2 separate regions of the Homo sapiens genome follow, and region 1 is linked to region 2. A link is a contact called in ENCODE Hi-C or POLR2A ChIA-PET data. All regions are on one chromosome and are shown on one strand. Each heading gives the region's core, a stretch centred on a gene start or an enhancer-like site at or near the end of the contact. The rest is flanking DNA. Distances are from core to core; before and after follow the strand shown.

Region 1 (3,916 bases), core at 1,086-3,585, 190 kb before region 2:
CCGGGGAGAAGACGTGACTTGTGAGAGGCAGCCCCCTGCAGTTAGGACAACTCCCAAGGAAGTATTTTGCTGTGAGCCATCAGCAGCCACTCACCCGGCAGCTGCTGGGATGGATGCCTCAACCCTGAAGGAGGATCCTGGCAGCACCACAGTGTGCACTATAGGGCGTATTAAGTTTCCAGCTTTGGTTGTTGGTTTATGTTTTCCTCCCTACAGGTATGTCAGCTATTGCTTTGTATGTTTTGAGGCCTTAGTGTTAGGGACATGCTGTATATTTATGATAAATATATCTTTTCCATCAAGCACTCTTATTTATTCCCTTTTAATCTTCTCAAATTCTAGCTTATCAGATATTAGAATTATTACTTGTATCAGTCAGGGTTCAATCAAAAAAGCGGAACCAGTAGATATTTAAGATACTTGTGGCAAAGAGTTGGCTTACTCGATTGAGGGGGTGACCAGGTGAGTCCAAAGTCCATAAGAGCACCCCATCAGGAAGGGCAGGCTGGAAGCTGTGGTACGCTGATGGAGTTTCTTCTCCATCAGGGAAACTTCGGTTCTTTTTTGAAAGCTTTTAACTGATTGAATCAGGCCCACCCAAATTATCTAGGATAATCTCCCATGCTACTTAGTCCAACTGGGTTTATGGGCTTCAATCTCATCTACAAAATGCCTTTACAGCAACACCTAGATTCGTGTTTACTTAAATAGCAAGAGACTGTAGCCTAGCCAAGTTGACACATCAAAAGACCATCACACTCCCCAAGTTTGTTTTTTTTTTTTTTTGAGATGGAGTCTTGCTCGTGTCGCCCAGGCTGGAGTACATGGAGTGCAGTGGCAAAATCTCAGCTCATTGCAACCTCCGCTTCCCAGGTTCAAGTGATTCTCCTGCCTCAGCCTCTTGAGTAGCTGGGATTACAGGCGTGCGCCACCACACCAGGCTAATTTTTGTTCTTTTAGTAGAGACGGAGTTTCACCATGTTGGCCAGGCTGGTCTCAAACTCCTGACCTCAGGTGATCTACCTGCCTGGGCCTCCCAAAGTGCTGGAATTACAGGCGTGAGCCACCGCGCCCGGTCCAACTTTCTTTTTGTTAAAATTTTCCTGGTGTGGTGATATTAAGAGTCTTTGACAGTCCTCCTCCACCCTCACAGGATTCTGCCTCCATTTGATTCTCTGTAGGCTTGTGATTGCTTTGACCAAGAGTCTGACAGAATTGGTGTTAGGTGACTTCCAAGGCCATGTTATAATTGGCCATGGCGCTTCTCTCTTGTTCACTGGAATGCTCACTCTTGGAGCCCAGAGCCACCATGTAACAAGTCCAGCTGCCCTCAGTCCTTTATGCTGGAGAGACCACATTGAGGCACTCTGGTCAAACACAAGCCGAGTTCATCTTTTAGCCCATCTCCTCCCAAGCAGTAGACATGTGAGTGGAAAAGCCATCTTGGAAGCGGGCCCTCCCAGCCATCAAATCATCCCAACAGAGGCTACAGACATAATGAGGCAAAGGCCCACCCACTCAGTTCCCCTTTCAAATTCCTCACCATGAAATTTATGAGCATAATACGGTGATTGTCCTTCAAAACCACTAAGTTTTGGGGTGGTTTGTTAATAGAACAGTAGATAACGGGAACACCTTGAATATGTTTTTCTATGCTTTTATTTTTCCAGTGTTTTATGTATTTTTGTTTTGTGTCTCTTAGAAATAACAGCTACTCGGGAGGCTGAACCCAGGAAGTTCAAGTGAGAATCACTTGAACACAGGAGAATCACTTGAACCCAGGAGGCGGAGGTTGCAGTGAGCCGAGCTCGCACCATTGCACTCCAGCCTGGGCGACAGAGCGAGACTCCGTCTCAAAAGAAAAAAAAGAAAGAAAGAAAGAACATGGGTTTTTTTCCCCCAATCTGAGAGTCTCAGAATCAAATTCCTGAGGAGGAAGTGAAAACCTTTCACAGTTAGTATGTATGCACAGTAAAGCCCGAAACCGCACATTAAGTCTTTCTGCCTTTAGACCCACATCTTCCCTGCCCATTCTTCCTCTAGGAAATCTGGCGCCCAGTTTTCTCTGCGTAGTTGGCGCGGGGCTTCAACTCCCGGCGCTCCTCCAGCTACTGGCACCTCCCTGGCCTCCAAGACGTCTACCAGACCTGCGTCTGCCCGGGGAAACTTTGAAGTTCCCTTCGGAACCTCGCAGGCTGACAAGCAAGTCAGAGCGATGGGTGGAGGAGGTTGCCATGGAGACAGGTCCAGGGCCAGAGGCGCGGGAGGGGGAGGCGGCAGCTTGGGCTCCGATTGGCTCTGCGGGCGCGCAGCGTTCCTCTGGCGCACATGCGCAGTGACGCCGAGGCGAGGTCGCGGCTAAGCAGAGGCGCCGGGGTTTCTGGGCCGGGCTTCTCAGGACCGGGCTGGAACGTGCAGCTCCTGGCCGGGACACTCTGTGCTTTGCGGGGAAGGGAAGTGGCGGAGCCCGAGGATCCGCTGCCGCTCGGGACTGAGCCCGCCACGCAGGCGCCTGTGCCAGCGTCGCCATTGTTGCCTGTGGCCTTAGGGCCGCTCCGGCTGCCCGTCGGCCGGGTCCCAGCGACAGGTATTGATGTCCGGGCGCAGCGCGCGAGTGTCCGCGCGATCAGTGACAGCCCGAGCCCGTCCACGCGCGGGCTCCCGTGCTCGTGGCTTGCGGGAGGGCAAAGACGGGGTGGAGGCTGCTGTGGGCCCAGTCCCAGCGTTGCGCGTCGCACGGTCCCCGACTCCCCCGCTGCCCTCGACCTCGACCCTGCGGCTGAAGAGGAGTAAGAGGCAGAGGGACTTGGCCGGGAAGGGGAGGCGACAGGAGGCAAGGCAAGGCTGTCGCATCACCTCCGCAGGGCCTTGTAAACAGTTGTCTTTGGTGGCACGACTGTGCCTCAGCAGGGCTCGGAGCTGGAGCCTGGGGAGAGGTGGTGTCGGTTCTCCTCCAGATCAGGCCGGTTCTAAGGTTTCCTTCGAGAATCCTGGTTTCGAATATATCCCTAAAGAACTGTCTCCTATAGAAGCACTTAAAGGACTTGAAGTCACACCAACCTCTTCACTCTTTTCCAGTCCAACCCGCTGGTCTTCCCAACCCTCTGATAGTGAAAGGCTAGAATCGGCTGGCATTAACATGCAACGCAGATAAATGGCTCGCCCTTTCCCCTGACAGTTCCCTTGGGAACCTTGAGCACTGTATTAAGAAGAAATTCTCCTAGTTTCTTCCAAGTAACAGATTCACTTTGTTATTGTTGAGAGTCCGTTCAGTCATTACAGCTTCTGTAACATCAGTGACTAAAATAATGAAACTATTTTCTCTATAAAAATGTTTAATTTTTGTTACAACAGGTTAGAGGTTTAATCTGTTGTTTGGCTTAGATTCGAGTCATTGCCTCTGACACTACCTTTTTAATAGCAGCTCCATCCCCCACCAACCCCAAGCAGATGGCAGTTCCCTTACAAGTCTAAGGATATAGGGGAGGAAGACAAGGTAAAGCTTATGTGTGTTCATCTATGCACACTGCGAGTCTGTTTCTGTGTGTGTATATGTATAGTAGAGTACACCAGGGATTCTTGACCTTGTGGTCCATGCTTGTGTTTCAGGGTCTCTTATCCATCCCTGCAAGTTCTGGGCTCAGAATTTGTCACTAAGGCTGCTAACTCTACCTTGATTCTGTTCTGCCCTCGGCTGCAGCAGCCTTTGATATAGTGTCCTTGTGACTCTAGCATGAGACTTCAAGCAGTTGGCTCACTACTGGAGAAATAAAGGATATTGCCAGATTGACTCTCCTGTCTGTAGCAATGTTAGCCTCAAGCAAGAGGATGAACAGTTCTTCACGTTCTCAAATCCTTCTAAGGTGGAAGTCAGACAAGGCTCAGAGTGGACCCTACAATGTTGAGAAGGAAATCC
Region 2 (3,812 bases), core at 1,201-3,700:
GATTATGGTCCCATACTACCACCCAGGTTAAACACTTTGGTGTAATACACTACAGAGCAATAAACACACAGCTCATAGTCACCCAATTAATTGCAGAACTGAAAGCAGTTACGTTACCACTATTCAAGCAGCCTCAATCAAAACTTTGTTTCTCCAGCAATCCTTGATTAGGTCTCAACAGGCACATTTGCTTTCCTTCAATGTAAAGAAAATGCCTGCAATCACTTGAGCCCAGGAATGATAGTGAGCTGTCATCGTGCCACTGTATACCAGTCTGGACTACAGAGCAAGACCATCTTTTAAAAAGCCTGCATATCCAACTTTTTGAGATGTTGTCTTGCTCTGTCGCCAGGCTGGGGTGCAGTGGCACGATCTCGGCTCACTGCAACCTCTGCCTCCCAGGTTCAAGTGATTCTCCTGCCTCAGCCTCCCGAATAGCTGGGACTACAGGCAGGCGACACGACGCCCAGCTAATTTTTTTCTTTTAGTAGAGACAAGGTTTCACCATGTTGGCCAGGGTGGTCTCCATATCTTGACCTCGTGATCCGCCTGCCTCGGCCTCCCAACAGACTTTAAATTCGAGCTTCAGAAAGTTTGCCATTTACCCAGGATCCTAACTTGTAATGACTTAAACAGCAAAGAAGGCTCTTGCCCCTCAGCCCACCCAAGTGTATACCAAAGTCAAGTGACTTAACTTTGAGCACATTACCAATCTCAAAATTAAATCCCTAAACATTTTCACCAGTTTTAAGCGTACCCACACATCACTAGAGAATTTCATGACAAAACACCAAGTATGCTACCATGCAACGAAACCTTTATTAACATTTTGAACAGGTTCAGCTATTACTGAAACTTGTAATTTCTAAACTTAAGTTGGGGCAAATGGCTATAGTGCAGAGTAATGCCATCACTGGGCACTGCGAATGCCATGACTGAAGAATTAACAGCCACCCCTCAGGCGCAGGACCAGGTGCAGGGTCGACTCTTTCTGGATGTTGTAGTCAGAAAGAGTGCGGCCATCTTCCAGCTGCTTGCCTGCAAAGATGAGCCTCTGCTGGTCGGGGGGGATGCCTTCTTTATCTTGGATCTTGGCCTTCACATTTTCGATGGTGTCACTGGGCTCCACCTCCAGAGTGATGGTCTTGCCGGTCAGGGTCTTCACGAAGATCTGCATACCACCTCTCAGACGCAGGACCAGGTGCAGGGTCGACTCCTTCTGGATGTTGTAGTCAGAAAGAGTGCGGCCATCTTCCAGCTGCTTGCCTGCAAAGATGAGCCTCTGCTGGTCGGGAGGGATGCCTTCTTTATCCTGGATCTTGGCCTTCACATTTTCGATGGTGTCACTGGGCTCCACTTCCAGGGTGATGGTCTTGCCGGTCAGGGTCTTCACGAAGATCTGCATACCACCTCTCAGACGCAGGACCAGGTGCAGGGTCGACTCCTTCTGGATGTTGTAGTCAGAAAGAGTACGGCCATCTTCCAGCTGCTTGCCTGCAAAGATGAGCCTCTGCTGGTCGGGGGGAATGCCTTCCTTATCCTGGATCTTGGCCTTCACATTTTCGATGGTGTCACTGGGCTCCACCTCAAGGGTGATGGTCTTGCCGGTAAGGGTTTTCACGAAGATCTGCATTTTGACCTAGTTTAAAAGTAAAACATAAGCGTGTCACCTCAGGATCATTGTATTTCTTGCTTTTACACCTAATATTCTTCAAAATTAGCAACTATTCCTTCAAAATGCCTTAAATACGTTAATATTCCGCAAGCCTCCCCTCAATTTTACAAGGCTAAGTCACTTAATACGAAATTCGTCATTCAAGGTTTCAACGTCAACAGCGGAAAATCCAGAGCGCTCTCTTACCAAGCGTCCACAGCTTTCCCCACTAACTGTTCCGGATATTCAAACTCCCCCGACCGAACTCCAATCTGCCTCAAACCTAAGCACGGTGTTAGGCAAACTGAAAACAAAACCAAACCCACAAGACTCGCGAAATAAAAATCCCATTGAAACACAAGAAGGGGCACCTTTCTCACACTGGGATTCCAAAGTAAAGGCTTCCAGAAACCACACAAACTACCTCTTTTCCGCCTTCCCCGCGAAGTAAACTCGACAGAATCGCCGATCGGTTAGGCGTCCGTTAGTTTCCGTCAACGCGCGCGCGCGCCAACCGCCCTCGCCCCCCTCAGGTCAACAAGGCCCACTGTCCCGGAAAGGCCCAGCGCCGCGTCACCTCGCCCTCCCCTCCCCCACGCCCTCCCCTCAGCGGCCCACCCAACCCCAAGAAGCCTCCACCTTGACCTCACCCATTCCCCCCTCTCACACCCCCCCAAGGTCGTTACGGCTGCGGGCCAGTACCTGTTAGCGGATACCAGGATCCTGCCAATCACCAACCACGTCCACCCACAGGGACACAAACAAGCTCACCCAACAAAGCCAACCGCCCCTAAATGCTCCGGGCTGGCGGAGCGCAAATTTATGCAACGAGTGTTGCGTCACTTATCACCCCTCACGTAGACGCCGTCTCCGTGCGCCGCTGAAAGTAGTTCGCCGCGCCCAACCTCCCGAGAGGCAGTTTAGGCTTTTCAACTGAGCCCCAAATTCCTCATAGCCGTAAGAAAGGCTCCTAAAAAATTATTTCCCTTCTCCTCTATGCGCTTCTCTTCCTTCTTTAGGAAAATATAAGAAAATTATCAGGCGGATGAATTTGAGTTGAAGAAACCTTCCTCGAAAGCTCTGGAAACTTCCTTGCAGCGCCGGCACTGATTGGTTAGGCCTGCGAAGGCGAGGTCGGCGCTGATTGGTGGGGGACGCGGTGGCTCTGTTGTTGCTGGGCTCCACCTGGGGTGGCTTAGCGCCGAGGTTGCTAAGTAACTGAGCGCGCGTGCGCCGCACAGGCGCGCCGTCCTGAAAGAGGGTATTTCCGGCGGGAGAAGGAGGGGGGGTCTTTCCTTTTTTTTCTTGAGACGGAGTTTCGCTCTTGTTTCCCAGGCTGGAGTGCAATGGCGCGATCTCGGCTCATCGCAACCTCCGCCTCCCGGGTTCAAGCGATTCTCCTGCCTCAGCCTCCCAAGTAGCTGGGATTACAGGCATGCGCCACCACGTCCGGCTAATTTTTTGTATTTTTAGTAGAGACGGGGGTTTCACCATGTTTGTCAGGCTGGTCTCGAACTCCTGACCTCAGGTAATCCACCCGCCTCGGCCTGCCAAAGTGGGCCGCCGCGCCTCAGAAGCGGGACGGCGTGGCACCCGATATCGAGACACCTGATGGTGATTGTGAAGCACAATTCCCTCTCCCATGTTTTAAAAACGCGCGCCCCTGGCCGGGCGCGGAGGCTCACGCCTGTAATCCCAGCACTTTGGGAGGCCGAGGCGGGTGGATCATGAGGTCAGGGGTTCAAGACCAGCCTGGCCAAGGTGGTGAAACCCCGTCTCTACTAAAAATACAAAAAAATTAGCCGGGCGTGGTGGCGGGCGCCTGTAATCCCAGCTACTTGGGAGGCTGAGGCAGATAATTGCTTGAACCTAGGAGGCAGAGATTGCAGTGGGCCGAGAATGTGCCACTGCATTCCAGTCTGGCGACAGAGTGAGACTCTGTCTCAACAAACAGACAAACAAAAAACACGAGCCCCTCATACACTGGCCAGTTGTTTTTGCTTTTTTGTGACAAAGTCTGGCTGTGTCCCCAGGCTGGTGTGCAGTGGTGTGATCACCGTTCACTGCAGCCTTGACCTCCAGGGCTCAAGTTATCCTGCCACCTCAGCCTCCCAAGTGGCTGGGACCGTGGACCACGCCTGGCTTTTTAATTTTGTAT

The links. A loop is a pair of places that touch in the nucleus more often than their neighbours do. ChIA-PET counts read pairs that join two places held with the same protein, here RNA polymerase II (POLR2A). Pooled maps may share reads with other maps.
Region 1: a loop to region 2 is called in a pooled map, with 5 times the contacts of the local background. The contact joins the promoter of ZNF287 here to the promoter of UBB in region 2. A Hi-C loop is called at or near these places in 9 of 50 pooled maps. POLR2A ChIA-PET finds 5 or more read pairs at or near these places in 6 of 52 experiments (AG04449, AG04450, HEK293 and 3 more).

What each region holds. Positions count from the first base shown.
Region 1 is chr17:16,567,623-16,571,538 of GRCh38, reverse strand. ZNF287 (zinc finger protein 287) reads left to right here and starts at 2,335. Exons shown (of 6, transcript NM_020653.4): 1 at 2,335-2,587; 2 at 3,610-3,916. The coding sequence starts at 3,808. RefSeq lists enhancers at 2,271-2,770, 2,771-3,272.
Region 2 is chr17:16,379,729-16,383,540 of GRCh38, reverse strand. It overlaps UBB (ubiquitin B), which reads right to left and starts at 2,450. Exons shown (of 2, transcript NM_018955.4): 1 at 2,357-2,450; 2 at 801-1,639. The coding sequence starts at 1,633. The coding sequence ends at 944. RefSeq lists an enhancer at 2,471-2,750.